3 separate regions of the Homo sapiens genome follow, and all the other regions are linked to region 3. A link is an interaction called in ENCODE POLR2A ChIA-PET data of the cell type or tissue named here. Cell type or tissue: MCF 10A. All regions are shown on one strand. Links, peaks and the distances in the headings refer to the core of each region. The heading gives the core; the rest is flanking DNA. Region 1 overlaps ERC1 (ELKS/RAB6-interacting/CAST family member 1). Region 2 overlaps WNK1 (WNK lysine deficient protein kinase 1). Region 3 has its middle 11 kb from the start of FBXL14.

What was found. ChIA-PET counts read pairs that join two places held together with the same protein. Peaks named below come from ENCODE experiments on the same cell type or tissue, not always from the same donor. Only the 100,000 strongest peaks of a DNase experiment are listed, where the experiment ranks them.
Region 1: POLR2A ChIA-PET joins it to region 3 with 6 read pairs; 7 of 35 experiments call an interaction of 5 or more read pairs at or near these places.
Region 2: POLR2A ChIA-PET joins it to region 3 with 5 read pairs; 2 of 35 experiments call an interaction of 5 or more read pairs at or near these places.

What each region holds. Positions count from the first base shown.
Region 1 is chr12:1,469,969-1,480,248 of GRCh38, reverse strand. The region is part of intron 18 of ERC1 (ELKS/RAB6-interacting/CAST family member 1); the gene reads right to left. Among named protein-coding and RNA genes, the nearest start is that of LINC00942, 25 kb to the left of the region's middle. RefSeq lists an enhancer at 6,738-6,807. In MCF 10A, for the core only: no CTCF peak of the experiment used is centred there; DNase peaks (open chromatin) are centred at 5,328 and 5,958.
Region 2 is chr12:852,218-862,497 of GRCh38, reverse strand. WNK1 (WNK lysine deficient protein kinase 1) reads right to left here. Exons shown (of 28, transcript NM_018979.4): 5 at 5,249-5,337; 6 at 3,034-3,253; 7 at 1,155-1,485; 8 at 228-415. Among named protein-coding and RNA genes, the nearest start is that of RAD52, 92 kb to the left of the region's middle. In MCF 10A, for the core only: no CTCF peak of the experiment used is centred there; a DNase peak (open chromatin) is centred at 4,717.
Region 3 is chr12:1,600,334-1,610,613 of GRCh38, reverse strand. No RefSeq gene overlaps it. Among named protein-coding and RNA genes, the nearest start is that of FBXL14, 11 kb to the right of the region's middle. RefSeq lists enhancers at 4,242-4,761, 4,912-4,991, 5,112-5,171, 4,762-5,283. In MCF 10A, for the core only: a CTCF peak has its summit at 5,185 (motif pointing right); DNase peaks (open chromatin) are centred at 4,463, 4,943 and 5,203.

The sequences.
Region 1 (10,280 bases), core at 3,586-8,585, 130 kb after region 3:
AGTTTGCTCCCATGAATTCTGCCAGCCCTTTCTATAACTTAAGCACGAAGTCTCATATCTCAGCACCTTAGTTTCCTCCATATATAGTATTTCTACTACAAAATATTCCTCAAGCCTCCTGGGCACTGCAAGATTTTATTTAAAAAAAAAAAAAAAGCCCCTTTCCACCAAACCTTACTTTAACCAAGATACTCTGGAGGAAAGGACTGTTGGAATGACACATGTACAAGTATACACCTTCGGTAGAGAAAATGGAACATGCTTTGTTAAAATAACATGTGCTGTATTCCAGGGGCTTAGAGGTGTGGATGAGGACAGGCGTGAGGGCAGCAGGGCTTGCTGCTGCTCTCAGTGCAAAGGGCACGGCTCACGACAGCTCCGTGCTGTTGACTACGTGGGCACCCGGGGAGTCTGGATCCGTCCTGCCTCAGAGTGACCCCACCTGGCTTCTCCAGGCGAGCAGGGTTCCACACGCCTCAGGAGCACCCACACTCCTGAGCTAACTCTCCATGTCTCTGTCCCTTCAGTGAACTCTGTTTCCAACCCCTCCCTTGGTTTTTCACTATGGCTTCTGAGGGCACTGAATCCTGCCCGTCCTGAAAAGACTTTTGGAATCTGCATCTCACAAGCTAGTAGCAACTTTTCTCTTCCTGTAACCAAATTTCTCAAAAGAATAGTCTACATGTGTTACCTGCATTTCTGAGTTCTCTCCTTAATAACTGAGAATTTAGTTTCTGCTATTTCACTGAAATTGCCCTCTCGAAAGATTACAGAAGCCTCTATATTGAAACCATAAAATATTTGGAGAAGTTAAAATGTCTTAAATGGAGGAATAAACATGATTAAGGATTGGAAGCCTCATTTCTGTAAAGGTGTGAATTCTGCCTCAACTAATCTATACAGTCGATGCAAGCCATATCAAAACTGGCAGGTGTGTATGTGAATAGACGAGCTGATTCCAAAGAGTAAGTGGAAATGCAGAGAGCCCAGAACAGCCAAGACGGCCACCAAGAACAAAGCTATACAAATGCTCCTCTCTGGAAGAAGGCTGTCACTGCAAGGCGGCAGCAATGCACACACATAGCACTGGCACGAGAGCAGACACACAGACCAATGGGACGAAAAGAGAACACGGAAAAACCCTACACGTATATGGCCACTTGACTGTGCACTGGGAAAAGATGGTCTTTCTGATAAATGGTGGGGCTATATGCAAAACACATTTGGATTTCTACCTCATGCCATTAACAAAAATCAATTCATGATGAATACATATATAAATGTGAAGGGTAAAACAATAAAGCATTTACAAGAAAATGTAAGAGACCATCTTTAGGGAATGTAAAGATTTCTTAAACAGAACACAAAAAGCAATAATCACAAAGAGAAAAAATTGATAAACTGGATCTACATTAAAATTAAGGATTTCTGTCTCTCTCTCTCTCTCTCTTTTTTTTATTGAGACAGAGTCTCACTCTGTCGCTCAGGCTGGAGTGCAGTGGTGCGATCTTGGCTCACTGCAAGCTCCACATCCCGGGTTCACACCATCCTCCTGCCTCAGCCAAGTAGCTGGGACTACAGGCGCTCGCCACCACGCCCGGCTAGTTTTTTGTATTTTTAGTAGAGACGGGGTTTCACCGTGTTAGCCAGGATGGTCTCGATCTCCTGACCTCGTGATCCACCCGCCTCGGCCTCCCAAAGTGCTGGGATTACAGGCGTGAGCCACCGCGCCCGGCCGGATTTCTGTCTCTTAAAAGACACCATTAAGAGAGTGAAAGGGCAGTCCACAGGAGAAGATACATATCTGATGTATGCATATCCATAATATATAAAGAACTCCTATAAAGCAGTAACAACAGTTAATAATGAAAAATAGGCAAGACACTTGAATGACCACAAGAGTATACTGAAATGGTTAACAGACATATAAAAAGGTGGATAACTCATTAGTCATCAGGAAAATACAAGTTAAAATCACAAGGAGATACCACTAAATGACCACCAGAATGGCTAAAATTTAAAAAGACAGACAGTATCAAGTGCTGACAAGGACGTGGAACCACTTGGCCTCTCCTACACTCCCGGTGGGAGTGTAAATGGCCATAACCACTTTAGAAAAACATCTGGCAGTATCTACTAAAGTTGAATGCCAAGCTGAACAAGTGGACTTGTAGGTACATGTAAATTCACCTGAAGACACTGATAAGAGTATTAAAACCTGGGAACAACCCAAATGTCCATACTGAATGATAAACAGACGATAAACAATTTGTGGCACATTCATACAATGGAATATCATAGAGCAATGAGAATGAATGAACTATATGTATAACAAAACAGATACAATTCGTAAACATGATGTTGAATGACAGAATCCAGACACAATAGAGTATGGTATGATTCCAGGCATAGAAAGTTTAAAAACAGGCAGAACTAATCTGTGGTGTTTGAGGTCAGGTTATCCTTGGAGGATGAGGAGTGACTGGAAGGAGGATGACAAGGGGCTTCGGCACTGGTAACATTCTGCTGCTTGTTCCAAGAATTTGCTATATGAGTGTGTAATTCAGCTATATACATAGGATTTGTTTACTTTTCTGTATGCAAGTTATAATTTCAAAACTTCAGAAAAAAACCCATCAAGGACCCCCAAGGATTATCTAACTGTACGATCCAATCTGACCCTGAAAACACCTGCTAGGCTGTCTGCCCTAGAGGCCCCCAACACCCACATGTTTCTGGCTCTCCTCTGCCTGCCCCAACATTTCTTCCCTGTCCTGGTGTTGTTCTTCTTTCTGCTCAGTCTCACACGTGCAGGGGTTTCCTGAGGTCTAAGGAGACTGTCCACTGTTCTCTCTTAGATCCTCTGCTTAGCGAAATGTGTTTACCTTTAGCTTTAAAAGGGGGGAGGGTGATAATAACAGCAACTAACTTACTGGGCATTTATTATGGGCCAAGTATTATTCTAAGTGCTTTAGTGATTAACACATTTAATCCACTTTCTTTCAAATTTATTTCTTTTGAGGTAGGTGTTCTTTAAATTTTTTTTTAATCACAGAAAATATCACATGTATAATAACTAGCATAATAACTCTTCTATGTCCCTCATCTAAACATAACCATTATGAAGGTGGATCTACACAATTATAACTCTAGCTTCTTTTTCTACTGAGTTTCAGACTCACATCTTTCCAGTGCCTGATAAACATCTCTTGGTGAATGTTCCCTTTACACATCAAATCATACTGTTCATACTATTTACTGAATTGTTCTTTTCACCCAATAATTAAACAGCTTTTCATGTGATAAAATATTCTTCTAAAATAATTTATAATGGGCTGCATTGTAATCCATTTTATTAATATATTGTAATTTATTTAACTCCAATAGACATTTAGTTTGTTCTCGTTTTCATTACTATAAATATTAATGTATTACATTTTCCCATACATAAATCTTTGCATGTCTATGATTTTCTACTTAAAATTCCCGAGTCAAAGGGTATAGACCTGTGTAAAGCTTTTGACAAGTAACCAGACCATTCTAGAATAGCTGTACTGATATTCAGCCCATAAGCAAGAAATAAGGGTGCCATTTTCCCACTCTCTGAACATACTGGGGACTCCAACAAACCAACCAATCCCAACCTTCCCAGTATGACAGCACTGTTTTCATTCGTAGTTCTTCCCATCTGTAGTGAAGCCAAAAACTGGGGTAAAACATTAAAAAATATATATTTATTGGCCACTTCTTCTGTGAGTTTCCTATTAATGCTCTTTCCAGATCATGTTTCTTCTAATTTAGTTTTTTCTTTCTTTTTTTTCTTTTGAAGAGAAAGAGTCTTGCTCTGTTGCCCAGGCTGGAGTTCAGTGGAGTGATCATAGCTCACTGTAACCTCTAACTCCTGGCCTCAAGTGATCCTCCTGCATCAGCTTCCCGAGTAGCTAGGGCTACAGGAGAGTGCCACCACGCCTGGCTAAGTTTTTTTTTTTTTTTGAGATGGAGTCTTGCTCCGTCGCCCTGGCTGGAGTGTAGTGGCGTGATCTCAGCTCATTGCAATCTCTGCCTCCCGGGTTCATGCCATTCTCCTGCCTCAGCCTCCTGAGTAGCTGGGACCACAGGTGGCCCCAGGCTAATTTTTAAAATATTTTTAGTAGAGACGGGGTTTCACTGTGTTAGCCAGGATGGTCTCGATCTCCTGACCGTGTGATCCACCCACCTCGGCCTCCCAAAGTGCTGGGATTACAGGCATGAGTCACCTTGCCCAGCCTTTTTTTTTTTTTTAAAGAGATGACATCTCACTATGTTGCCCAGGCTGCTCTTCAACTCCTGGCCTTAAGCAATCCTCCCACTTCAGCCTCCCATAATGTTGAAATTACAGGTGTGAGCCACCACATCTAGCCTAGTTTTTTCATTTCCGATATCCTTGTTAACAATCCTAATTCAAGCTCTCATGTTCTACCATCTTGCAATAGCTTCATAACTACTTCAACCCTGGTGTAAGAGTAATCTTTCTAAAATAGGCTGGAACAGTTCCCTCCTCCTCTTCCAACATCTTAAATGATTTCCTTCCTACAAAATAAAAGACTAAGCTTTTTGGCATGGGAGCTACTGCTTCAATTTCATCTCCTGGTACATACCTGCCATTCCCTGTCTTTGCTTTTCCTTTCCTCTCATTCTAGAATGTGGACAATCTTACTTCCTACACATCTTTCTTCTCTATCTTTCTTATCCTTCACGGTTGAGCCCCTTTTCTCTGTAATGCCATCCCTGGTTAGAAGTGTAAACTGCTACAGTATTCATTTTGTCCCCTTTCAATAGTTGGTTTTATGTTTAATTCCCCAACTGTTCTTCAAGCTCCTTGGTGAATTCTTTTTTGTATACCAATATTGCCTCGTAACAAAAGGCCTGCACGTAGCAGACAATCTGAAAATGGTGAATGAAATAAAGGAATAGATATTAATTCTGGGGAAAGGCCTCGATAATGTTCTAAAGAGCTATTTAAGTTCAAATTTGAAGCATGTCCAAACCAAAACAATCTGATGATACAGGCCCTTTGGTAGACAGCAGGGCACATAAACCATACAGTGTAGCACTCCACTGTGTTTAAAGTTCTTAAGGGATGGAATACGGGACAAGTATAGGATACGAAGGTGGCCTCTGGCAGAAATTCTCTGGCTTTTTTGTGTGTTGAATGTTATTAAAATGCATTCTGTTCTTAGTAGCTGTTCCAGCCCTCCCTGAACTCAGAGTAGTAATATGATTTCTAGAGGGACTTGAGCCAAGAATCACAAATGCAAGAGCAACTCAATCTGAATGCTCAAAGCAACACAGGCTGGAAGCGTATGCAGCAGAGGGAAGGGGAGAATGCCTCACCCTACCACTGTGCAGGGAAGAAACGAACGGAGGAAGCTCAGCAGAGCGGGAACATTTCAGAGATGAGGCTCTCCAAGCATATGGCAGACAAAAGCATGGTTACGACTGGCTACAGGGAAAACCACTCAGGCCCCCTTCCCTCTTTGAGTGTTAGGATAACTGCCAGAGAACAAGCTGACAGTCTAAAGAATAAGGAATGCGAGGGGGCTGAATGGAGAAAGAGAAGCAGAGCTGAGGGGCGGGCTGCTTGATTCAGGGAGACTGCCCCAAACATTTACCGCTCAGCACAAGTCATGATTTTAGAACAGAAACAACATTTTCTCTCTAGTAAAGATGTTAGAGAGAGCTACCAGAACTCCGTGAAATAAATTTGTAAAAGAGAAAATACAGTTAAAAGTTCTGTGGACTTGGCCTGATTTCAAGGTAAACAACTCTATTCATAGTCACAAAGCATGAGGTGAAAGGGAGGATGTATTGATGGGTATAAAGAAGGGACGGTTACAAGAGGGGTCAGTGAATGAATTCCTCTGTGGTTGGCAGTGACTCAGATTAATTCCTTTCTGCAGATGGTTTGGTGGAGGGCAGGAAATTATTCAGAAATGCCTAGTTTGGTTTAAGCAGACAAGAATCTAAACTTGAGGTTCTAACAGCTAAGTCCCAGGATGTGTCACAGGCCATGAGGTCTGAGCTGTAATCTGGCATGATGTTCGGAGCCTTTTGGAGCTGACAGATCAAGTGGAAATGGTGCTCGTCCTGGCCAGGTCTGGCCCACAAGCCCCTAACTTGAATCTGCAGGCTTCTTAGGAGATACGAAGACATAAAATAACTTCCTAGTTTGGAATTTCACACAACTGGAATAAATGGAAATGTATTTTGCCGTAAGAGCATCTATTGAATAAGACATAAAACTTACACAGTCAGAGGGATCTGGAATCCCTCTAACCCTCTACAATCCCTCTAAACCTCAATCTTTTTTGCCCAGGGATCTATTTTTCTACAGGCATCTGGTCACTTCTTGACTCTACAGAATCCCTTTAGCACTTAGTACCAGGGAAAACTAAAATTGCTCTTGAAGAATTTATCCTATGTTTATTTCCCACTCATTAAAGTTAACTCCAAAGTCCTCTTTCCTTTCAAGTCTGCACTTGCAGAGACTGTGCAAGTGGGCCGGAAGTGGTAATGGCTGTGAGGCTGCTGTGGGGACTTCTCCTTCTCCCTCCCTGTCCTTTTTTTTTTTTTTTTTTTTGAGATAGAGTCTCACTCTGTCCCCCAGGCTGGAGTGCGGTGGCGAGATCACAGCTCACTGCAGCCTGGAACTCCTGGGCTCAAGTGATCTTCCTGCCTTAGACCGCTGAGTAGCCGGGACTACGGGTGCGCACCATCACACCCAGCTCCCCTTCCTACTTTGTGATGAACTCCCTTGCCAGGCAATGTATGAATTTGTTTTTACAGGAAGGAAAGGCTGTTGCTTAGACCAAAAGTAAATAAGATGTTACTGCTCTCCCATAACTAACTTTGAACAAAATGGCATAATAAAAACGAGAGTTTGGGCCGGGCGCAGTGGCTCACACCTGTAATCCCAGCACTTTGGGAGGCCAAGGTGGGTGGATCACGAGGTCAGGAGTTCAAGACCAGCCTGATCAACATGGTGAAACCCTGTCTCTACTTAAAAAAATACAAAAATTAGCTGGGCATGGTGGTGCGTGCCTGTAATCCTAGCTACTCAGGAAGCTGAGGCAGGAGAACTGCTTGAACCCAGGAGGCGGAGGTTGCAGTGAGCTGAGATCGCACCACTGCACTCCAGCCTGGGCAACAGAGTGAGACTCCTTCTCAGAAAAACAAACAAAAAACAACAAGAGTTTGGCTCCATTCGGGTCTGTCTATCCAAAGTCAAAATTCCACTGCTTAACAATTTGATAGTTCACAGTCATCTCCTCCAGATTCAAGTGGTGATATAAAGGGACTTCCTCCTTTCTTTCCCTCATGATAGAAGATGAGATTCCCTGGATGGGAGGGAAACTCAAGTATGTAATTACTTTCTTGTATTATCAACAACACTTTATGCCTGGCATGTAATAAGTGTTCATTAAGTATTTACTGAGTGAATGCTAGCCATATGCCTTAGGGTAGCTAGATTTATCTTCCTTCCTCCCTCCTTCCCTTCCTTCCTTTTTTCCTTTTCTTTCTCCCTTCCTTCCTTTTCTCTTCTCTTTTTTTTTTTCTTTTGAGACAGGGTTACACTCTGTTGCCCAGGCTGGAGTGCAGTGGTGTGATCACGGCTCACTGCAATCTCTACCTCTTGGGCTGAAGTGATTCTCTCACCTCAGCTTCCCGAGTGGCTGGGACTACAGCGAAATGCCAGCACACCCCACTAATTTTAAATTTTTTTTGTAGAGAGGAGGTCTCACTATGTTGCCCAGACTGGTCTTGAACTCCTGGCCTCAAGCAATCCTCCCACCTTGGCTTCCCAAAGTGCTGGGATTATAGTGGGGAGCCACTGTGCTTGGCCTAGATTTTTTAATGTTAGGTCATCACATATTTCTGCCATTCATTTTCAAAGGTTAAAAACAAAACAAAAACAAATCAAGAGCTTCTCTGCTTCCCAGCTATGGCACTGAAAACTCTGCAACTGCACTGGCAGCCCCCAGCCCTAAAAGAAATAAAACAGTTAAGATTTCTAGTGAATCTATATAAAAACATAAATTATCATTTAGTTTTCTACCCTGTCCCCTATCCCCGACCTGCAGCTCAGGCAAATACCCAACAATGGAACAACGAGACCTACAAATGCTACACCCAAAACAGGCCAATTCTGAAATTTAGACTCATCAGCCCGGAAGGGAGCTACAGGAACTACTAGTCCCATTCTCTAACCTTACAAGTAAGACAGCTGAGGTCTCAAGAGGTACAGGGCCAGGTACACAGGTTAGACTGATAGATCTATCTGTTGTAGGAAAACTTAATATGTATCTATCACGCCTGGCCAGTGGTTAGTGGATCAGGCTCTACTGCATCCAGGTGCACAAGCTCTCCATGGAGAAAAAGAGGAAGTCTCCCCTACCTGAGAGGAAAGCTTTACAAGGAATCTGGTCTTGCTAGCTGTCAGACCTCTTCCAGCTGTCACCACTCACAGTTGTTTATTATTCTTTGCAAGGTTAGAGTCAACCATTATTTTGTGAAAGTCAACAACTGAGAGACCAAGTAACCCCAGCAAAGGTGGACAAATGAATTGGGTCAGTGGCAATCTACAGGACCAAGAAACACGTGTTGCTAACACCTGTCACTCCAAATTAACCTCCTCATGTACAGCAGGAGCTGGAACCACGCACTACAATAGATACAACACTTCAGTTTTAAACCGTTATCTGGACAAAATCCAGAACAAATGTTTGCTTTCTGATGATTATATTTTGTATTCGCAGATGTCACCAACATACTCATATCTTAATTTCTAACTTACTTATGTCTAGACACTTCTAAAATTCTGGCTGTCTTCCTGCCTAAAGCATTCTTCCCTAGCTGAGATAATTTCAGTTTTTTCTACGTGATAGTCTGTGCCTACAGCAACTTTCCAGATTATCCTCTTTCCTGAAAAGTTATACCTCTCTAATTTTTTAGAGAAAGGGTCTCGCTGTGTTGCTCAGGTGGGTCTTGAACTCTTGGCCTTAAACGATCCTCCTGCCTCAGCCTCCTGAGCAGCTGGGACTACGGGTGTGTGCCACCATGCTCAGCAGGTTTTATCTTGATGTGGGTGTTATACCTTTTCTGAACAAGCTGGGAAGGGAGCTGAATAGCACGGGAGTTTGGCAAGAGAACAGAAAACATGACTATAAAAGACAAAAATGGGAATTAAAAAAATAAAACTCAACAGGAGATTTACATTGGTCTGATGAGCCTCTATACACTAAGAAAACAGGGGACCATCTCTTGTATAGAAATGTCCCTGGAACACCAAAGGAACTGTGACGTGGTATCCCACTCAAAGAACAAGCCAGTTACCCTTCTGTGTGGAATGCTTGGACGAAGTACAGTCCTGAAGCAAGAGATGGACGGATGGACTCTGGAAGTCTTTATCAGGCCAAAGATTTGCAGATGCAGGCTTGAGAAAGTGTGGAGTATTCTAAACAAAGAAGCAGATTTCCCAGTGAGGCAGATTTTTAATCTGGTTGTCTAAGCTGATTTGGTAATATCTCACATTATTTCTTACAAATCTATTAACTGAAGTGAACAGAGACGTTCAAATTAAGGGCTCGTCGTTATAAAAATGGAGAAAAATTTCCCTCCTTACCAAAGGGACCCATCAGAGCAGCAGCAGGGCTCTGGGAATCGCAGACACAGCCAGGTTAGCTAGTCCGCCTAGCGTATTTGGTTTGGCTCTCAGAAATGAAAAGTGTCAAAAGGGAGAAGATGAAGAAAAAAAAAAAACAAAAAAAACCCCAAACCCAAACAACTAATAAGAAACCTAATGCTGAAACTGTCAGGGTGGTAAGAACAAGGCTTTGTTGCAGTTAAGATTTAAGTGCTAAACCAGCACAAAGCCTGATCCACGTCCAGGCAATCTCTCAGGCCAGGCAGGAAGAGAGAAGGAAGTTTCCCCCCAGCCACAGTGGCACGTGCTCAATGCACCCTCTACGTCCAGGGTTGCACTCTGCTATTTCCAGTGCGTGGTATCTGATTCTAGGGCCACTGTGACAGGGAGAAACTGGAATGGCTCCCACAGAGAGCTATGGATCTTGCTGGATTTTTTTTTTTTTTAGTATAAATCTGATACATTCTCTGGGTGGTATCTCCTGACTCCCTTGTGAGATGACGAAATGACCCTTTGATGTGATACAAACTCCTGGCCCCGTAACTCACAAGGGCCATGGAAGGGGTTCCACGACTGCCAGAGCTCTAGGGTCCCGTGG
Region 2 (10,280 bases), core at 2,215-7,214, 750 kb after region 3:
TGCAGACTAATCTAAATCTTGCACATAGCTGCTTCATGTAGGCAGTTCAGCTAATGCCCACACATTAATGTCTATATCCTACTCTATAATAAGGCTTTAGAGACACAGCATTTTATATTTTCTACTTCAGACTCATACTGTTACTTGGTTTGTACAAAGAATTTTAATTTAGCAGACTATCCATTGGCTCTCATTGTAGTATTACATGCTCTTAAGCATTTACTTACCACACTTGAGGGTGGATATACCCCATGGGGCTGAGACTGTGCTTGGACAGTAGAAGGTATATGCCCTGGGACTGTGCCTGTAGAATGTGCCTGTTCATGTTGGGAACCATATGAAACTGTCTGTTGGCTGCTCACTCGAGATTCTGTGAAGACAGAGGATCCCTGACCACTGTCAACCGTCCCATCAGCTGAAGGAAAAATGAATCGCCAAAAAAAAGAGAGAGAGAAAGACAAATCACAAAATGGAGGTTCACATTTTCTCATATTTAGACCCATTATATTAGGGGTAACTAGTTATTCCTTGCACAGATTTGAACTAAATAAAAAATGAATTGTAGCCATATTCAGTAGATTTCTATATTTAAATGAGGAATCCATATGGCTATCACAGAATCTTACCACCTGAGGAGTAAGGGAAACAGCATGAAACACTATAAGCCTTAAATTTGACACAGCTTTCAAAGTCTTAATTATGGAGGCCAGGAGGTTCTCAGTATTAAACAAGTAATTAAATTAATAACCAGTGTTCTCATTAGTTTTTAGTCTATATACCATTCAGCTTTGCTAAAAGAGCTCAACCAGACTGATGGGTTCAATTTTAGTAGCCAAGCTTGTTCATTCTTCATTATTAAATCTGTTTTATTTAAATAAATTGTGAAAAGTAGAAATCTACAAATTGAAACCTCCAAGATGTTGAAGCTTATAAAATTATTTTGTATCCTAATCACATTTCCTTACCACCCCATCCTTCTATTCTCCTAGTCACAGATATAAGAATAAAGAGAAGCTAGACGACAACCATTTCAAATTTTGTATAATAGTAGGATTCATAATTCAAAACCAAAAAGCCAGTGCAAAATAACAAGAAGCTAAAAAAACCAATTAGGAGAATCATTAGCCTATCTGTCCACTTCCCAAGATACGTACATAACACAGATATACTGGGTTGCTGGTACTGTAGTTGTTGATGTTGATCTGCCTCAGGTTCTTCAGGTTCTACTTGTGTAGAAACTGAAGCTGAAGTGGTAGAAGCAGTAGGTATGCCGGTGCTAGCAGAAGGGAGCTGCTTGATTCCTGTCTGGGAAGCACTGGATTGTTCTACCTGCTGTTTGAGACTGCTCTCTTCCTGCTTTTTTTTTTCTTGCTCCTCCCGTACCAACTGCCGCTGCTCTCGTTTCCTCTTAATTAATGATACTCTGTCTTTGATAGCTTTAGCCATGGTCTTGTGATCACCTTCACAGACATACCCAGACTCTACCTACAGAATAAAAGGGTAAATTAAGCAGTAGTATATTGAAAGAAAACAACACCCCCCACCACCACCCCCCGCCAAAAAAAAAAAAGGCATTGTAAAAAAAGTAGAGAAGAGGAGGAAGAAAGAATTCTCTCAGGACTGGCCTTAACCGAACTGTAAAATCTGCATTATGCATTTCCCTACCATCTTTGTAGATACTTGAGGGGTGGGTACCACCATTTTTGCAGAAACTCGAAGGGTAGGTATACCTTCACTCCTTATAACAAACAACGAAACAATAGGGCAACTAAAACCTCAGTTCCTAAACCAAGTAAGGTACTCTGTTCTATTCACTGTATTTCCCCCTCACACGTAACCACTAACATTAACCTGTGTTGATTTCACTTTCTTTTACAAGGCAACTACTTAATCTGCTAAAACAACTGTGGTACGAATATGAAGATTTAACACTGCTCCTCCCCTCCAAAAAAGCAAAAAAGCTCAGACAATACAAACAGCTAACAATTAAACATAAGTAACTCATACCTGATCTCCTCTCAGAGGCAACTACCACTTTTGAATGGTTCTGATAAATCCGAGTAGAGATATTCTGAGTTATCTTTCCATAATAATCAGCTATTTTGGGCACTATGGCAAGCATAAATTTGGGGAAGGGTTTCCTTATGGAAGAGTGATCTTTTAGACATACTTCAAATAATAATACATCAAAGGCTTCCTACTAGTATTTGATCAGGAAAACTCTCTTCAAAGTAAAAACAATTCATGGTCCTATGTCTGTTTATAGAGTTCATCCAGATAACTGATCAAAGGCTAATGTACCAATATGTAGAAACATAACTTGTCATTCTTAATGAATGATGCTTATACAAACTGGGAGTCACTCAATCTTACAGACTTTTCAAAATGACTTCGGAATGCATTCTACTAGTTCTACCTATCTATCTCATCTATCTATCCCTATGTATATATATATCTACATATTTTCTCAAAAATAACTTTTGGCCGGGCGAAGTGGCTCACACCTGTACTCCCAGCACTTTGGGAGGCTGAGGTGGGATGATCACTTGACATAAGGAGTTCGAGACAAGCCTGGCCAACATGGTGAAACCCTGTCTATACTAAAAATACAAAAATTAGTCAGGTGTGGTGGCACGTCCCTATGGTCCCAGCTTCTCGGCAGGCTAAGGCAGAAGGATTGCTTGAGTTCAGGAGTTTAAGGCTGCAGTAAGCTATGATTATCAGGCCACTGCACTCCAGCCTGGTGACAGAGCAAGACCCTGTCTCTCTCTCCATCAAAAAAAAAAAAAATTTACTTTTAAAAAGGACTATAAAATCTAACACCCATTATAAAAGCAATACAAAGAAGTTTAAAAAAAAAAAAAACACACACACACGAAAATCCCACTAATCAAAGATAACTTTTAGGGCCATCACAATTTTATGTCAATGGGATATGCCACACACGGCACTTCATCAACTGCTTTTTTGCTTAATGATAGTATTGATATATATAAGTCTAAATCAATTTTAAAATGGCTAATGTCAATTTACCATTTCTTGTGCAACATCTTCTGGGACATCTCTCTCTAAATCAAAAGAAAACTCAATAGCTTCATTATCTTTGTATTTTCCCTTTAATTTCTTAATATCTTCAATACGTAGCCATAATTTTATGGCTATTTTTTCTCCATCATCTTCTTCTGCTAATTCTACCCGTACTCCTGTTTCCTCTTGGAAGAAGGCATGGTTCAAAAGGTCTTTGATGGAATATCTTCCAAACAGAGGGAAAAGAAAAGGAACAAAAATAAAACACCATTAGTTTGAAAAAATAATTTTCAAATGTGGCCAATTATTGTTATTCGCAGAAGAAAAAAATGGGAAAAAATACAGGGGAAAGTATAACTCATTTTTACATTGCTGAATTTGAAGGGTGCCTACAGAGGTTTACTCTGAAGTTATAAAACATCATAACAATCTCATTCATGAATAAGAGCTGACAGTGATAATTTTTAAATCCAATGATCTCATTAGTAATAGTATACTAGTAATGGCGAGCTAACACAATTGTAACATAATTTTTAAATCCAATGATCTTATTAGTAATAGTATACTAGTAATGGTGGGCTAACACAATTGGCTCTATTAAAGCTTCAAAATACCACATGATCATTTATATAGCATTTTATAAGTAACACAAATCTTCATATTTATGATCTTGTCTGACCAACACCCAATTTGATATCATCTCCTGATTATTAGGAAATGGAGGCCCAGAAAGGTTGAGAATCTTGCTCACAGTTATAAAAGCTGTAAATGCTGAAATAGAAACTAGAAAATAAATATTTTTGTTTCTAGTTTGGTACTTTCTACCACAGCAAGCTTTATTTACACCAGTAAGTTCTCTTAATTCCTTGTTCAATAATTTGTGTACTGGGCAAGCAGAAGTCTGATTGTGAAACAATCTTAAGATAAAATGGTTTCAATATGCCAATCATCTAATAAACTGCTCCAACAAGAGTTGAAACAGGCTGGGCCCAGTGGCTCACACCTGTAATCCCAGTACTTTGGGAGGCCAAGGTGGGTGGTTCACCTCAGGTCAGGAGTCTGCAACCCGCCTGACCAATATGGTGAAACCCTGTCTCTACTAAAAATACAAAAATTAGCCAGGTGCGGTGATGTGCGTCTGTAGTCCCAGCTACTCAGGAGGCTGAGACAGGAGAATTGCTTGAACCTGGAAGGCAGAGGTTGCAGTAAGCTGAGACTATGCCACTGTACTCCAGCCTAGGCGACGTGACAAGACTGTGTCCAAAAAAAAAAAAAAGAGTTGAAACAAACATTCCTTTGTTTATAGTAAAAAGTTCTTAAAGAGATTTAAGTACCCAGCATATATAAAAATGAAAACTCAAACTAAATTTTTACTTAATAAAGGCTTAAAAACCATGAAGTTAAGCTCTTCTAAATAACGATGTTATAAAAAGAACGAGACTGGAGAGGTGAAAAGATGGAATTCTTTAATTCGGTTGATACATCTGATAGCTCTCATTCTTCAAGTGGTAGATTATGCTCAATTTGCAATTTGTATTTGTACTAGCTGGTCTCCTTTTTCTTTTTTGGAGGATGGAAGGGGGTGGCAAAGATAGACTGTTTTTCAGAAACAGACACTGGACCTTCGCCATGCCTGACGGGTGATGAATCAGCTACATGGCAGATCAGATACTTGCCACTCCTCTAAGAGAAGCCCTCTGTTAGTACAAATGACTAAGCCACATCTCCTTCCAACCCCTGGGCCAAGTCTTCTCTTTTTACTCAAGGAATTTTGATGTTTTGCTCTTCTTCAATTCTGGCGTAAGGACGGCAAATCAGACCTGTAATAGCTGAGCTGACTTTAAAGAGCCAAAGTTTTATTTCACCACTTAGAATTCAATGGTAAAGGACTAAGAAAAGATTTCCTGTGTTAGATATTAAACTCTTTTTTGAGTTTTATAAATCATGCTGATGTTTTAAGTAAGCAGTTCTCATGGAATGTAGCTATGTTTATGGTGGTTCTGGTTTACTGAAACTCTACCAAACCATATTTTTACAGTGTTCCAGTATATCAAATCTGAATAACCACAATGAACAAAACCCTACCTTTAAAAATGTTACAGGCACAAATAGAGAAACCAATCACAAATATTAAATACACCGTAGAATGTGTGTTGTACTCAAAGCACATTACTTTTTAGGTTTTGTTCAAGTATCACCCAGATCAAAAGAGGCAACTTACCTTTCATCTTTGTTTTGTCGTATGCATCCTTCAATAATTTCCTTCACTTCAGGAATTGCTACTTTGTCAAAACTGGCTGGCTTCACCCCCTGAAAACCATAAACAGAAATACATTAATAAAAGCAGGGCCTTTGAACTTTGTTTTTTAAATTTCCAATTAAGGTTCTTTTAGGTTCCTTTCTTACTATCCCGGCTTTTTTTCTGACTCGCCTGCAGGAGTTGGTCCATGCAGTGTCACAGTTGGGTAGTGACAACTTAGCTCTTCACAAGAAAACATGGAACAGTGACAGCAGGGTCACTTACTTCCATATGTGACAATGAAAAAATTTAGGCAGATGTTAATATCTTCTGCTGTGTTTCAAGTAAAGGAATTTATTGCCTAAAAAAGAAAGCTAAATGTTCTAATTGGTTAGAAGATCTTTTGTTCAACCTTGTTCCCTAAACACATAAATCAATACAGCATTTAACTATTTTGAACACTGAACCCATGTGTGGGCATGAATTCACATGCTTAGTTTGGCAGGGATTATATTATTATAGTAATCTTTAACAAACTCAAAGGAGTTGAGGATTTATATTGTTTTGGTATGATAACTGAAGAGCAAATTGTCCTGCACAAATAAAACACAATGAAAAGTAATATATTGGACCCATACGAAAGACAAGCTCTGCAATTAATCTCAGAAGAAAACTCATTACCACTATCACATGTGATACTACATAGTAGTCATCACAGTAATAGTTTAAAATCTTTATAAAGTATAAATAAATTCTTTCTTATTTTTTTTTTTCCCTCGAGATGGAGTCTTGCTCTGTTGCCCAGTATGGAGTGCAGTGGTGTGACCTTGGCTCACTACAACCTCTGCCTCCTGGGTTCACGTGATTCTCCTGCCTCAGCCTCCTGAGTAGCCGGGAATACAGGTATACGCCACCATGCCCAGCTAATTTTTGTATTTTTAGTACAGATGGGATGGGGGTTTCTCCATGTTGGCCAGGCTGGTCTCGAACACCTGACCTCAGGTGATCCGCCCTCCTCGGCCTCCCAAAGTGCCGGGATTACAGGCGTGAGCCACCATACCCAGCCAATAAATTCTTTAAAAATAAATTTTCAGGTTGGGCGCCGTGGCTCACACCTGTAATCCCAGCACTTTGGGGAGGCTGAGGTGGGCAGATCACGAGGTCAAGAGATCGAGACCATCCTGGCCAACATGGTGAAACCCCGTCTCTACTAAAAATACAAAAATTAGATGGGCGTGGTGGCGCATGCCTGTAGTCCCAGCTACTCGGGAGGCTGAGGCAGGAGAATCTCTTGAACCCGGGAGGCAGAGGTTGCAGTGAGCTGAGATCAAGCCACTGCACTCCAGCCTGGTGACAGAGCAAGACTCCATCTTTAAAAAAAACAAAAACAAAAACAAAAACAAAACAGCAATGTGTGGAAAATATACATAAGATGTAAGAACAAAATGCTACTGTCTAAGAGGTGGGGTGAAAGAGAAAAAGATCTCATCTATTCTGACCTCATCTAAGTCACCACACGGATCAAGAGTTGAAGCACTGATATGCTGTTCAAGTGGCACTGTAAGTCAACAGACACATAAAACAAAGGGAATGGAGTTGGGGTGGGGTGGTCAGAAAAGTTAAGTTATTAAATATACATAAATTCTGATTATCTATAGTGTCAATGACAGATATGGTAAAACAAAATTAGTGACTAATAAATCACAGAAATGCATGTAATCTCTCATAGATCTAAATGAAATAAATGAAATACATAAAATGATAAGCTCTAAAGTCTTTTAAGTACAAGAGTTATATCCAAAGCTGGATAATGCTCAATTACTCATTGTATTATTCCGAAGACCCAATTTGGAGAATTCTACTCGCAGGGCTAACTTTTCACAGCAAGGAACTGTGTAGCAGGGCTGACCCTAAAGTTAAATTCATGTATTTAAAAGCTTCATTTATGAGAATGACTACAAAGATCACTATCTGTATTTTCCTCAATCTTATTTTTCCAACTCCACCTAAGTTTTTCCCAGCTTGTTTTTATCTTCATATAATTCTAGTGAAGACAAAATAATGCTGCTGAAGCAAAAGCCTGCTTTAATTGAGCAAGCTGGTATTTCAAACTTAAGACTTATGAAAATAGGAAATGCAAGAAAAAAATGAATGCCACACACTAAAAATTCTCTGATAGTAAAAAACTGAGCACAGTTGGCCCTCCTTATTCATGGTTTCCACGTCTGTGGATTCAACGAACTGTATATTGAAAATTCAAAAGAGAAAACTGTATCACAGTACTGAACACATACAGGCTTTTCCCTGTCATTATTATCTAAACAATACAGTATAACAACTGCTTACATAGCACTCACGGTGTATTAGCTATTGTAAATAATTTTTACATGTAAATACTATGGGTCATTTTATATTTCTGGAACTTGAGCATCTTCAAATTTTGGTATCCACAGGAGTGTGGGGTCCTGGAACCAACTCCCCAGACAGGGAGGAACAACTGTATTCTGGTTTACATTTGGTTTTAGTTTTCTACAATAAACATATAAAAACTGCATAAACTTTCTTTTTGTAAAGATAAGTTCTTGGCCAGGCATGGTGGCTCACACCTATAATCCCAGCACTTTGGGAGGCCGAGGCAGGTGGATCACCTGAGGTCAGGAGTGCAAGACAGCCTGGCCAACATGGTGAAACCCCGTCTCTACAAAAATTAGCTGGGCATGATGGCGGGTGCCTGTAATCCCAGCTACTTGGGAGGCTGAGGCAGGAGAATCGCTTGAACCCAGGAGGCAGAGGTTGCAGTGAGCCCAGATAGTGCCACTGCACTCCAGCCTGGGTGACTGAGCAAACCTCTGTCTCAAAAAAAACAAAAAAAAAAAGATAATGATAAGTTCTTGCTCTGTTGCCCAGGCTGGAGTGCAGTGGTGGGATTGTGGCTTACTGCAGCCTCAAACTCCTCCTGCCTCAGCCTCCCAAGTAGCTGGGACTACAGGTGTGTGCCACCATGCCCAGCTAATTTTTTGTCTTTTTGGAGAAACAAAGTCTTGCTATGTTCCCCAGGCTAATCTTGAACTGCTGGGTTCAACCGATCCTCCTACCTTGGCCTCCCAAAGTGCTGGGATTACTGGCATGAGCTAACACAATTGGCCCTTCTGATTATTTTGATAGCATTTTAAAAGTCTAGGGCCAGGTGTGGTGGCTCAAAGCTGTAGTCCCAGCACTTTGGGAGGCTGAGGCAGGAGGATCGTTTGAGCCCAGCTGTTTGAGACCAGCATGGGCACAAAGCAAGACCCTGTCTCTCCAAAGAGACAAAAAACTAGTGGGGTGTGGCGGCACATACGCCTGTAGGTCCACCTACTCAGGAGGCTGGGCCAGAGGATCATTTCAGCCCGGGAGGTAAAGGCTGCAGTGAGCCATGATTGTGCCACTGCACTCTCGCCTGGGTGACACAGTGAGACCCTGTCTCAAAAAAAAAAGTTCCTTCTTCCATAAGCACATACATTTCAAGGGAATGTATGTAGCCTACTGGCAATAAAACTATGTATTAATTTAACAAAGCAAATGTATACTGATTCTTCTGTTTTAATCTAGCATAGGCACATTGAAAGGACAAAAACATTTAACAATAAAAGACATTCAGTGTGAACTGGACAAGTAGAAGTAGTTCTGAGCTTCAGGTTTCCTGTCTAGCCAATAATGATAACACCTGTCCAACTGAATTCAAATGTCGTATCTGGGTTCAAAGCTCCTTGAAGTATTAAGTTTGCTGACCCAAGGCTACCTCTGAGTATAAAGGCAATCACCAAAGATAATAAAGGAAGGAAAATCTTTTCTTGAACCTGCTTTCATCCTTGATTATCCTTAATAATAATCCTCTTGTTAATCCTATCCCTGCAAACATATATGAATTCATGACTTTACAAATAGGAATACTCACTGCGCAAAAGATATTAAGATATAGCAAAACCAATAACTGTGCATAATACAACCTTAAATTTGGTAGGTTATGCTGCTTTTTCAACCTACAGCCAAGAGTTTTGTATAGAAAATTCCATACCAATGCTATACCACATATTTAGATACTACTACTGCCTTAAAAAATGTACCATAGGTGCCAAGTTAGCCAATAAAACTGAGACACACCTTACCAGTCCAGTAGCTGGTATTAAAAGATTAAGACTGCTTAATGCTACCCACTTAAATACTGAAAAATATAACAAGGAATTTTACCAGTCAGCAACCATCAATAAGCCAGGATTATTAAAATACCTAGCTGAGGTATTCTGAATCATTTAAGAAGCAAGCATATACAGGTATTGTATATTAAAAGTAAATGTGTACATGGAATGATTATGAAACCTCACTGATCCTAAAAGTGACCCACAGAAAAGTCATCTGGGACATGTAATAGAAAGCTGTTTAAAATAAATACAAAGTTACAGTTTTTAAAATGTACTCATAGGTTTCTCGTTCTTAAGACATGAGAACTCAATGTAATTTTTATAACTGATAATTTTTGAAAGGTGAACTAGATTATTCTTAAACACGATTTTAAGCACCAGACAGAACAAAGTAATGATAACAAGATGTTTTCATGATAAAAGAAGAAAAAAGAACTAAGCTAGATAAATTGGGTTACTATCTTACACAGAACAAAACTAGAGTTTGTTAAGGACATACAGCCCTCTCATTCCACTCCTCCAGAGCCAACAACTCACTGGCTCTACAGATATTTTTCTCTTACTTTTCTAATTCACAAGAGTTATCTTTAGGCAGTAGTGTCATATGTTTTTTGACATGGGACAGTAGCTTATTTTTCTTCATTAAATATAAGTATTTCTTGAATATCTATTGTACACTCATTACAAAACACAAAGGCCACTTCTGCACAATTTTAAATGGGGTACAAAAAAATGAACAACTGTAACTCTATAATAGCACATTGAGAGTCCGATATAAGACAAATGTTTATCAAATTTTATGTTGTATTATTTGAACTAAAAAAACCCCACAAAAA
Region 3 (10,280 bases), core at 2,558-7,557:
CCCAAGCTGGTTTTGAACTGCTGGGCTCAAGTGATCTTCTCACCTTGGCCTCCCAAAGTTTTGAGATTACAGGCATGAGCCACCGCACCCGGCCCCCAACACATATTAACCAGAGAAAAATAATCAAAATTAAAGTCAATATTTATGGAGTGCTAACTGCATACTTTGTACTAGGGGCCGAGGGATGGGATGAACAGAGGCCTGGCAAGGTGAAGGGTAATGAAGAGAAACAAAATCCTTGCCCTACTTCAGCAGTGAAAGCAGCCAGGCCAGAAAAGGCCAGGGAAGGAGTGGTAATCACAGGCAAGAGAAGGTTGGAGGGTTCAGGGGTACGGCCATGCTCCCATCTGTGTAAAACTCCGGGCAGCAGCCACTGTAGAATCGGTCCCTGTTTGGTTACCCTGTTTGAACAAACAGACCTTGAGATAATTTGTGTGCACAGAAGTAAACTTTTCTTGACCCATTAAACCCCTTCTGACTTAAAAAATAAATAAATAAAAACTTTTTAAAATTGAAACAAAACACACAGAGTTAAAACGCACAAGTCTTAAATGTACAGCTTGATGAGTTTCCACATATGCATAGACGCATGAAACTAAGACCCAGACCAAGAACCACCTAACCATGGGCAAACCAAACTGATATGCTGCAGATAAATGCAAGAGTAGAATCTAGTTGGATCTCTAATATACCTTTTAAAAGTTGTTTTAGCTGGGCAGTGAGGTCCACGCCGGAAATCCCAGCATTTTGGGAGGCTGAGGCAGGTGGATCACTTGAGACCAGGAGTTAGAGACCAGCCTGGGCAATATAGGGACACCCTGTCTCTACAAAAAATTTTAAAATTAGCTGGGTGTGGTGGCGCATGCCTGTAGTCCCAGCTGCTTGGTAGGCTGGGGCAGGAGAATTGCTTGAGACCAGCAGTTCAAGGCTGCAGTGAGCCATGATTACACCACTGCACTCCAGCCTGAGCAACAGAGTGAGACCCTGTCTCAAAAAACAAAACAAAACAAAACAAAACAAAACAAAAAGAAAAAGAAATGAAAATATAAAAGTTGTTTTATTGTTGTTGTTTATTCTGATATTTAGAGACAGTTTACTCCTTCTGGGGCTTTGTGGGTGGGAAGTCAACTAACAAGGATCTAGGAAACACTAGGAAATATTCTCCCAGCAGGCACACACACACTCATTCAGGATAGTATTTTCCACTTGTTGGCCGGGCGCAGTGTCTCACACCTGTAATCCCAGCACTTTGGGAGGACGAGGCGGGTGGCTCACTTGAGGTCAGGAGTTCGAGACCAGCCTGACCAACATGGAGAAACCCCGTCTCTACTAAAAATGCAAAATTAGCCAGGCGTGGTGGCTGGCTGTAGTGGAACTTCTCGGGAGGCTGAGGTGGGAGGATCACCCCAGGAGCCCAGGAGCCCAGGATCCCAGGAGGTTGAGGCTGCAGTGAGCCATGATTATGCCATTGCACTTCAGCCTAGGCAACAGAGTGAGACCCTGTCTCAAAAAGAAAAAAAAAAGAATTTTCTACTTGTTTAGGGATCTCTCAGGATCCCTAACATGTAAGAAATATTTAGGAAACCAGGCTCTGACTTACTGCCACCACGTATTTTGCATCCCTAATATTTAGTAACAGGGCGTGAAGCAGTTGACTTTTATATGTAATCTGGGCGCTTCCTCTTACATAACACCAGAAACTTCTCGTTCTCTCCAACTTTTTTTTCCGTTTGTAAGACATTTCTTTCCCATGGTAGGACAGTGACAGTTGACAATGCTTTTTTTCCAGATCTTCCATTCTTCTTTTTCTAGCTTTGTCTTAGAATTAAAATGAACAGTTTCAAAAATAAACTTGATTTTCTTTAAAAGAAAGAAAACAAAACAAACAAAAACCCTTAGTTTGGAACACAACCCATGGTTGGAAGTGAACCACCTGCTCTCTCCCACAGCCATGGATAATTCAGTGTTACCCATGGGATTATGCTGGCCAAGGATTTCAAAATGCTCATATTTCAAGCACTTACTATCTTATACTATATAACACTGAAAAATACTAGTTAGCATATTAATTCATGTAGTAGCCCCAACTTTCTGTCAGTTTGTGACATCTTACAGGGTGTTTTTAATAAGCAATAGGTTTACAATGAAAGTTGTGATGGTCAGGATGTTAATATAGCATTAAGGAAGCAAATGTGTATTAAACTTTATTAGCAGCTCCTGGGCATTTCCTGTAGTGAAGCTTTACAGACTAAGACACATTTCTGATGTAATCACAAGGCAAGCTGATTCAATTTTGGCTCTGCCAGCGGTGACAATTTCTTAGTATACTATTGTTTAAAGTATGCCCTACTTTTTAAAGTTTATAGATATAAAAGCAGGAAAATGGCTGAAAGAGGGATCCCAAAGATTGTGTTTTCCATTTTCCCATAGCACTTCAGCAGCCATTGACATGCCTGAGGACATCCATCATCACTCCATCTGAAATTTCTCCTTTTCCTCCCTTTATTGCCGGAAGATCACTGAGCAACCCTAATCACACAGCAGTCTAAGTGATCAAACTTTTATGTACTGCAGCGAATTTCTTACCATTCCAATTGCTCACAAATTTATTGAAATATCAAGTAAAAAGGCAACAATAGGCCAGGTGCAGTGGCTCCTACCTGTAATCCCAGCACTTTGGGAGGCCGAGACGGGTGGATCACCTGAACTCAGGAGTTCAAGACCAGCCTGGCCAACATGGTGAAACCCCGTCTCTACTAAAAATACAAAAAAAAAAAAATTAGCTGAGCGTGGTGGTACATGCCTGTAGTCCCAGCTATTCGGGAGGCTGAGGCAGGAGAATCCCTTGAACCCGGGAGGCGGAGGTTGCAGTGAGCCGAGATCGCATCACTGCACTCCAGCCTGGGTGACAAGAGCGAGACTCCGTCTCAAAATAAATAAAGGCAACAATAGCAGATGACTGCAATCCTGAGTGTGCGCCTGGGTGAGGAGACTCAAAGACGCTCGGCATGTCGGAGGAGAGATGCGTTCAACCTGAATTGTTCCCGTGACCCTGAGAAAGTGACTTCTCATTCTCTGCTTTATTTTCATTTGTAAACAAATAAAAAGCAAGCAAACAAAAAGCAACCATTGTCATTAAATGTCTACACAGTGCTTTTGTTAAATATTTACACCTGCTTTGAGTGTCATCTGGTCACTAAGATTTGCTATTATGTGACAACTCTCATTTAGGTTCCCTGAACCAGTTAAATTAAGGAAATTAAGGAATTCTTTTTTTTTTCTTTCTTTCTTTTTTTTTCTGAGACAGAGTCTTGCTCTGTCACCCAGGCTGGAGTGCAGTTGCGTGATCTCAGTTCACTGCAACCTCCGCCTCCCCAGTTCAAGCAATTCTGCCTCAGCCTCCTGAGTAGCTAGGATTACAGGTGTGCTCCACCAGACCCAGCTAATTTTTGTATTTTTAGTAGAGACAGGGTTTCACCATGTTGGCCAGGCTGATCCCGAACTCCTGACCTCGTAATCCACCTGCCTTGGCCTCCCAAAGTGTTGGGATTACAGGCCTGAGCCACTGCACCTGGCCCATTAAAGAATTCTTGATGGTTACAACAGTAGCCACTGATTTCTTATGTTAGTTACTTGAACTCTTTGGCCTTCAATAGTAAGTTAGTTAGTTAGTTAGTTAGTTTGTTTGTTTATTTTGAGACGGAGTCTTGCTCTGTCGCCCAGGCTGGAGTGCAGTTGCTCGATCTCAGCTGACTGCAACCTCCGTCTCCCAGGTTCATGCGATTCTCCTGCTTCAGCCTCCTGAGCAGGTGGGATTACAGGCGTACACCATCACACTGGCTAATTTTTGTATTTTTAGTAGAGATGAGGTTTCACCATGTTGGCCAGGCTGATCTCAAACTCCTGACCTCAAGTGATCTGCCTACCTCGGCCTCCCAAAGTGCTGGGATTACAGGCGTGAGCCACCGCGCCTGGCCAAATAGTTTAAAAATAAAAAATAAACAACAAAGAATCTCACTGAAGCTTGAGATTGAAGCTCAGTCTGAAGCCCCAGGCAAGCTGTTCCAACTTTAGAGAAAATGTGGACAGGGTTTTCATGCCTCTTTAATTTCCTGCACACAAGGCGGGAAGGTCAGTGCTTGGTGTTACTGACCTCTTTAGGAATGACTGGATTCAGGAAGGCAGTGGCATCATGTGACATAAAGGTGTGGTTTTACCTCAGAACCATCTTTTCTGGGGTGTGAAGAGTTAATCAGCATTAACTCTGAGCCTTCGCTTTTCTGCCCCTTGAGACTCTGCTTGTTTTTTTTAAAACCTTTAACCCTATCCTCTTGGCAGAAAAGGGGACCTGGCTGTGAACTCTGTAGCTGGGCTGATCCCTAAAGCTCCTCTGGGTCTGACATTATGTAAGAAATGTAAATGCTCTGACTCATCCAGATAGGACTTTCCAGCAAAGCCTGGCCTGGCGCCAGCACCTTTTCAAAAAGGGAGCACCCTTCGCACTGTGGCTCAGTCAGGCCTCGGGCGGCAGCGTCCCGCCGAACGCGGAGTTCCAAATCCGCTCTCAGTAAGACTGATCTTGATTCCCCCTTGTCTTTTGAAATATTTATCAACATGCGAAAGCCTCTGAGGATCCTGATAAAATGACCTTTACTGGCAGAGGGAACAGAGCCCCAGGCTAGGCAGAAGCAGCCAAGTCAGCAGTCCACTCCACGGTGGTGAACGTTTGGAATTTAGGCAGCTCCAGGCAGCCTCTAAACCTGTGCCTACTTCCCTTGGAAAACAGAATTGAAACTGCTTCTCCACGCCCACTTCGGCCCTCAGTGCTGACATTCTGGAAAGAGCTCTAGCTGCGATAACCGTCCCACCCCACAGACATAAAATGGCACTTGGCAGAAATTGACACGCAAGAGCCTCCCCTTGAGAGCGCCTTCTCTTCCCTCCTCTCCAGACGCTGTGCCTGGCCCGCTCCTGCTTCCCCTTCTGCTCGGCAGGGTGCACTCCTCATTAGTCCTAGTTGTACTTTTCACTCTTCCCGGGCCCTGGCACTCTCTTCATGCCCGGCCACACCCCGCTTTTCCCAGCACTGTCCCTCCATGCCAGAATCTCCCCGAAGTTCTGCTCCCGGGCTGTCACTGGGAAGAGAGGTCACCGACACCCGAGTGGGCTTTTCAAGGATAAAGGGCTAGTAGGGAAGTCACCGCTAGAGGGTGACATAATTACACACAAACGCATTCCTGGTCCTGCGAGGCCACAGCCAGCTGTGGGCCTGAAGGCATGAAACAGGTATCAGGATATCTACCCTGCAGTACACACACTCACACAGGCACAAACACACACCACCCTCTGTCTCTCACATACACTCACTCTCACACACACACACCCTCCCCCACACACTCTCACACACACACTTTCTCACACACTCACACACACACTCTCACACACACTCTCTCACCCCCACACACTCACACACACTCACCCCACACACTCTCACACTCACTCTCACACACACTCACCCTACACTCTCTCACACACTCTCACCTCCCACACACTCACCCCACACACTCTCACACACCCCCACACACTCTCACACTATCACACACTCACCCTACACACACCCCTCACACACTCACACACACTCACCCCCCACACACTCTCACACCCCCCACAAACACCCACACACACTCTCACACACCCCCACACACTCTCACACACTCTCACACACTCTCTCACACACTCACCCTACACACTCACACACCCCTCACACACTGTCTCACACACACTCACCCCCCCACACACACCCCACACACTCTCACACACACACACACACACTCTCACCCCCCCCCACACACACACTCTGACCTATTTTGGCTAGCAAACCAACCAGAGCCTTCGAGTGTCTTCCATGATCACCATGCCTCACCGTGACCAGATCCTGCTCACAGTATGGTCAATATGACACTCACTGTTAACTCTTTTTTTTCCCCAAGCCAAAGGTACTTTATGAGGAGTTGTTCAAATACATAATGGGACAGCAGTACTCCTAACAAGCAAAACATACCACACATTTACATGGCGCTTTAAAGATCTCAAAACATATTTGCACATCTTTTTTTCCTTTTATTTTCAGTTGACATGTAAAAATTGTACACATTTATAGAGCACAGAGTGCTATTTCTATCCATGTATGCTATGTGTAATGGATCCAATCAGGGTAATCAGCATATCCATCACCTCGAAAACCATTTCTTTGTGTTGGGAACACTGAAAATCCTCTCTTCTAGCTTTTTGAACAAATAAAATAAATTGTTAACTATATTCGCCCTACGGTGCTTTAGAACACTAGAACTTATTCCTCCTGTCTAGTTGTAATTTTACATCCATTAACCAACCTACTCCTGCCCTCCCCTCCCTGCTGCACTTCCCAGCCTCCTTCTTTCAGACAGGGTCTCCCTCTGTTACCCAGGCTAGAGTGCAGTGGTGTGATCATACCTCACTGCAGCCTCGACCTCCTGGGCTCAAGCAATCCTCCCATCTTAGCCTCCAGAGTAGCTGGGATCCCTGGTGCGCACCACAATGCCAGGCTAATTTTTGTATTTTTGTAGAGATGGGGGTCTCCACATGTTGCCCAGGCTGGTCTCGAACTCCTGACCTCAAGTGATCCACCCGCCTTGGCTTCCCAAAGTGCTGGGATTACAGACGTGAGCCACAGTGCCTCACCCCTACTTCTGTTTCTATGAGCTCAGTTGTTTTTAGCTCCCACACATGAGTGAGAACATGTGGCATTTATCTGTCTGTGTCATGGACCTCTCTTTACGTGGCATCATAGAGTAACTGCATCCTAGCAAGGCGGACTGCTAAACTTATACTGTTAACACAGCAAAGCATGGTGGCTGGGATATGGGCTCTAGATCCAGATCACAGAATTCAAATTCCAGTTCGGCCAGCTGTTTGGTCTTGAGCCAGTCCCTTCTCTGGGCTGTACTTTCTTCATCTGTAAAATGGAGATAGTAATGAACCCTCTTCATAGGCTGTAAAATGAGCTGTTGTCACAATTAGGGAAGTTCATAAATGTAAAGACCTTAAAAGAAGGCCTACTGCTCAATCAATGCTCTGTAAACATTAGGCTGTTTTCATTACGGTCTGTCACCATACTAGGAGGTTACACACATTACCCCAGTCAACCCTCACAAAACTCCCAAGATTTGGAAATCACTAGTTCCATTTCATAGATGAGATAATGGAGCCTCTTAGTGGTTAAATAATTTGTCCAAAGTCATAGAGCTAATAAGTGACAGAGTCAAGATTTTATCCTAGAATTCATCTGACTGTAAAACCTAAGTTCTTTCCACCATACCACTGGAGAAAATTTCAACCTTTGTATCAGAGGAGCTCATGATCTAAACGACAGAAGATGGAGGGGGGCGGGGGACTATAGTTTTGTCCTACAGGATTTTAATTTTGCCAAAAAAGAGAGAGCTTTTAAGAAGTATAATTTAACAAAAGTTTTAAAGAAGGAAAAAAAAGGTGGGTACTAGGAGGTTCTACCAGCGATTCTCAGTTCTGTGATCCCCAGTTCCCAGGTGATGCTGACAGCAATGTGAGAAACGCAAATTCTCAGGCCTCTCCCCAGATGTCCTGCATCAGGAAGCCCTCAAGTTTATTCTGATGCCTAGTCAAGCTTCAGAATCACCACGCTAAGCAAAAGAAAGAGTAACAGTTGGGCCAGGCGTAATGACTCACGCCTATAATCCCAGCACTTTGGGAGGCTGAGACGGGTGGGTCACCTGAGGTCAGGAGTTCAAGACCAGCCCGGCCAACATAGTGAAACCCCATCTCTACTAATAATACAAAAGTCAGCCAGGCGTGGTGGCAGGTGCCTGTAATCCCAGCTACTCGGGAGGCTGAGGCAGGAGAATCGCTTGAACCCGGGAGGAGGAGGTTGCCGTGAGCCGAGATCACGCCACTGCACTCCAGCCTGGGCGACAAGGTAAGACTCTGTCTCAGAAAAAAGAAAGAGTAAGAGTTGGTAGTGAAACCATAGGTCCAAGGCCACAGGACGGATGGATGTCTGGCAGAAGAGGAGTTCTGGACTATTTCTTTGCGCATGAATGGAACATGCTACCCTTCCTGACTTACAGAGGAGAAGATAAGATGCAAACACATGGCTGGCTCTACCTGAAAGATCATTCTCTTATGCGCCTACGCTTTTGTTATGTTTCCAGTCCTTGAACCTGTACATTTCTTTTTCTTTTTGAGACAGAGTCTCGCTCTGTCACCCAGGCTGGAGTGCAGTGGAGTGATCTCGCTCACTGCAACCTCCACATCCCAGGTTCAAGCTATTCTCCTGCCTCAGCCTCCCGAGTAGCTGAGATTACAGGCACCCACCACTACGCCTGGCTAATTTTTTGTATTTTTAGTAGAGACGGGGTTTCACCAAGTTAGCCAGGCTGGTCTCGAATTCCTGACCTTGTGATTCGCCTGCCTCGACCTGCCAAAGTGCTGGGATTACAGGCATGAGCCACTGCGCCCAGCTTCGAACCTGCACATTTCTTTAAAACAGGAAGTACAGTTTTAAAAAAGTGTCACTGTCAGTAAATGTACATCTGTATAATTCTGAGGCACATCTGTAAGGGTTTTTTTTTTTCTTTTTCAAAGTGCATCTTTATACAAGAAAAAAACAAAAACAGCATTTACTAGGTCCCTACTATGTGCCGGGCATGCACTAGGCCCTTCCTTTCTCGTGGATGTTTTCTTAACGCATCTCACCACAGCTCCGTGAACGACAATCACTTTCGTTTTATAGATGAGGAAATTGAAGCTCAAAGAATTGAGTGACTTTGCCATAGGTCAGGCAACAGACTACAGTGGGAGGGCAAGGATTCAAACACACAGCTTCAGACTCCAAGTATGGTGTGAACGCAGCTCACGGGAATGGGAACAGAAAGCACGGGCACGTAGGGGAGAGTCACACGTGGACGCCACAGGCAGGACACCCTGAACTTCCCTCTTTTTCCATCCTTGTCTGGTTCTATTGTTAGAGAGAAGAATGGGGCAAATGAGGAGAGAGCTGACTAAAACAAATTTTTTTTTTGAGGCAATCTCGGTTGTAAAAACAGTTGCAAAGTCCAGACCATGAATTAAAATTTTCTGACTTCAGATACTGAATTTCCAATTCCAGATACATAAGAGTTAAAGGTTTCTCTTTTTTCTCTCTCTCCTCTCTCTCTCTGTTACCCAGGCTGGAGTGCACTGGTGTGATCACGGCTCACTGCAGCCTCGACCTCCTGGGCTCAAACTATCCTCCTACCTCAGCCTCGTGAATAGCTGGGACTACAGGTGCGCACCACTGTGTCTGGCTAATTTTTTAAATTTAATTTTGTAGGGATAGGGTCTCCCTGTGTTGCCCAGGCTGATCTCGAACTCTTGGGCTCAAGTGATCCTCCCACCTCAGCCTCCCCAAATGCTGGGATTACAGGAATGATCCACCGTGCCCAGCCAGATCTCTTATTCTTGGGAAAAATAAAAGCCAAGAATTCTTTAGGAAAGTGATTTTTTAGATTTTTTAGATTAACTGATGCCTCAATATGGAAGATCCATAACAATGTATGACAATACATGGTTGCTATTGTAATGTTCTTATTTTTTTCTAAACAATATAAAACTTCAGCCTATTCTCTAAAAAAATTTCCACTATAATGTAATGACATTCTTCCCATCAACACCTATTCAAATTCTAGGTTTCACTATGGATCCTCCAAACTGAGAACTTTATTTCTATCACTCTGCTGGCACTTATAACACTAACAAATACTGTCACTGTCACAGGTATTTTCTAGCTCACCTGCTGGATCCCAAGTTCTTAAAGGCAAAAACGTAATCTTCTACATCTTTGTTTATTTCATAGCACAGAGCAATGTATATAATTTGTATTAATATTTTCCTGAATTTTTTTTCTCGAGAGATGGTCTGGCTCTGTCACCCAAGCTGGAGTGCAGGGGGGCAAGCACAGTTCACTGCAGCCTTGACCTCCTGGCCCAGCGGTCTTCCCGCTTGCCTCAGCCTCCTGACTAGCTGGGACTACAGGTGCATGCCATCACGCCTGGCTAATTATTTTTATTTTTATTTCTTGTAGAGATGGGACCTTGCTATGTTGCCTAGGCTGGTCTCAAACTCTTGGGATCAAGCAATCCTCCCACCCTGGCCTCCCAGAGTGCTGGGATTACAGCCACCCTGCCCAGCCTGAATGATTGAATAAATTGAAAACCCGTCTTTCTAAG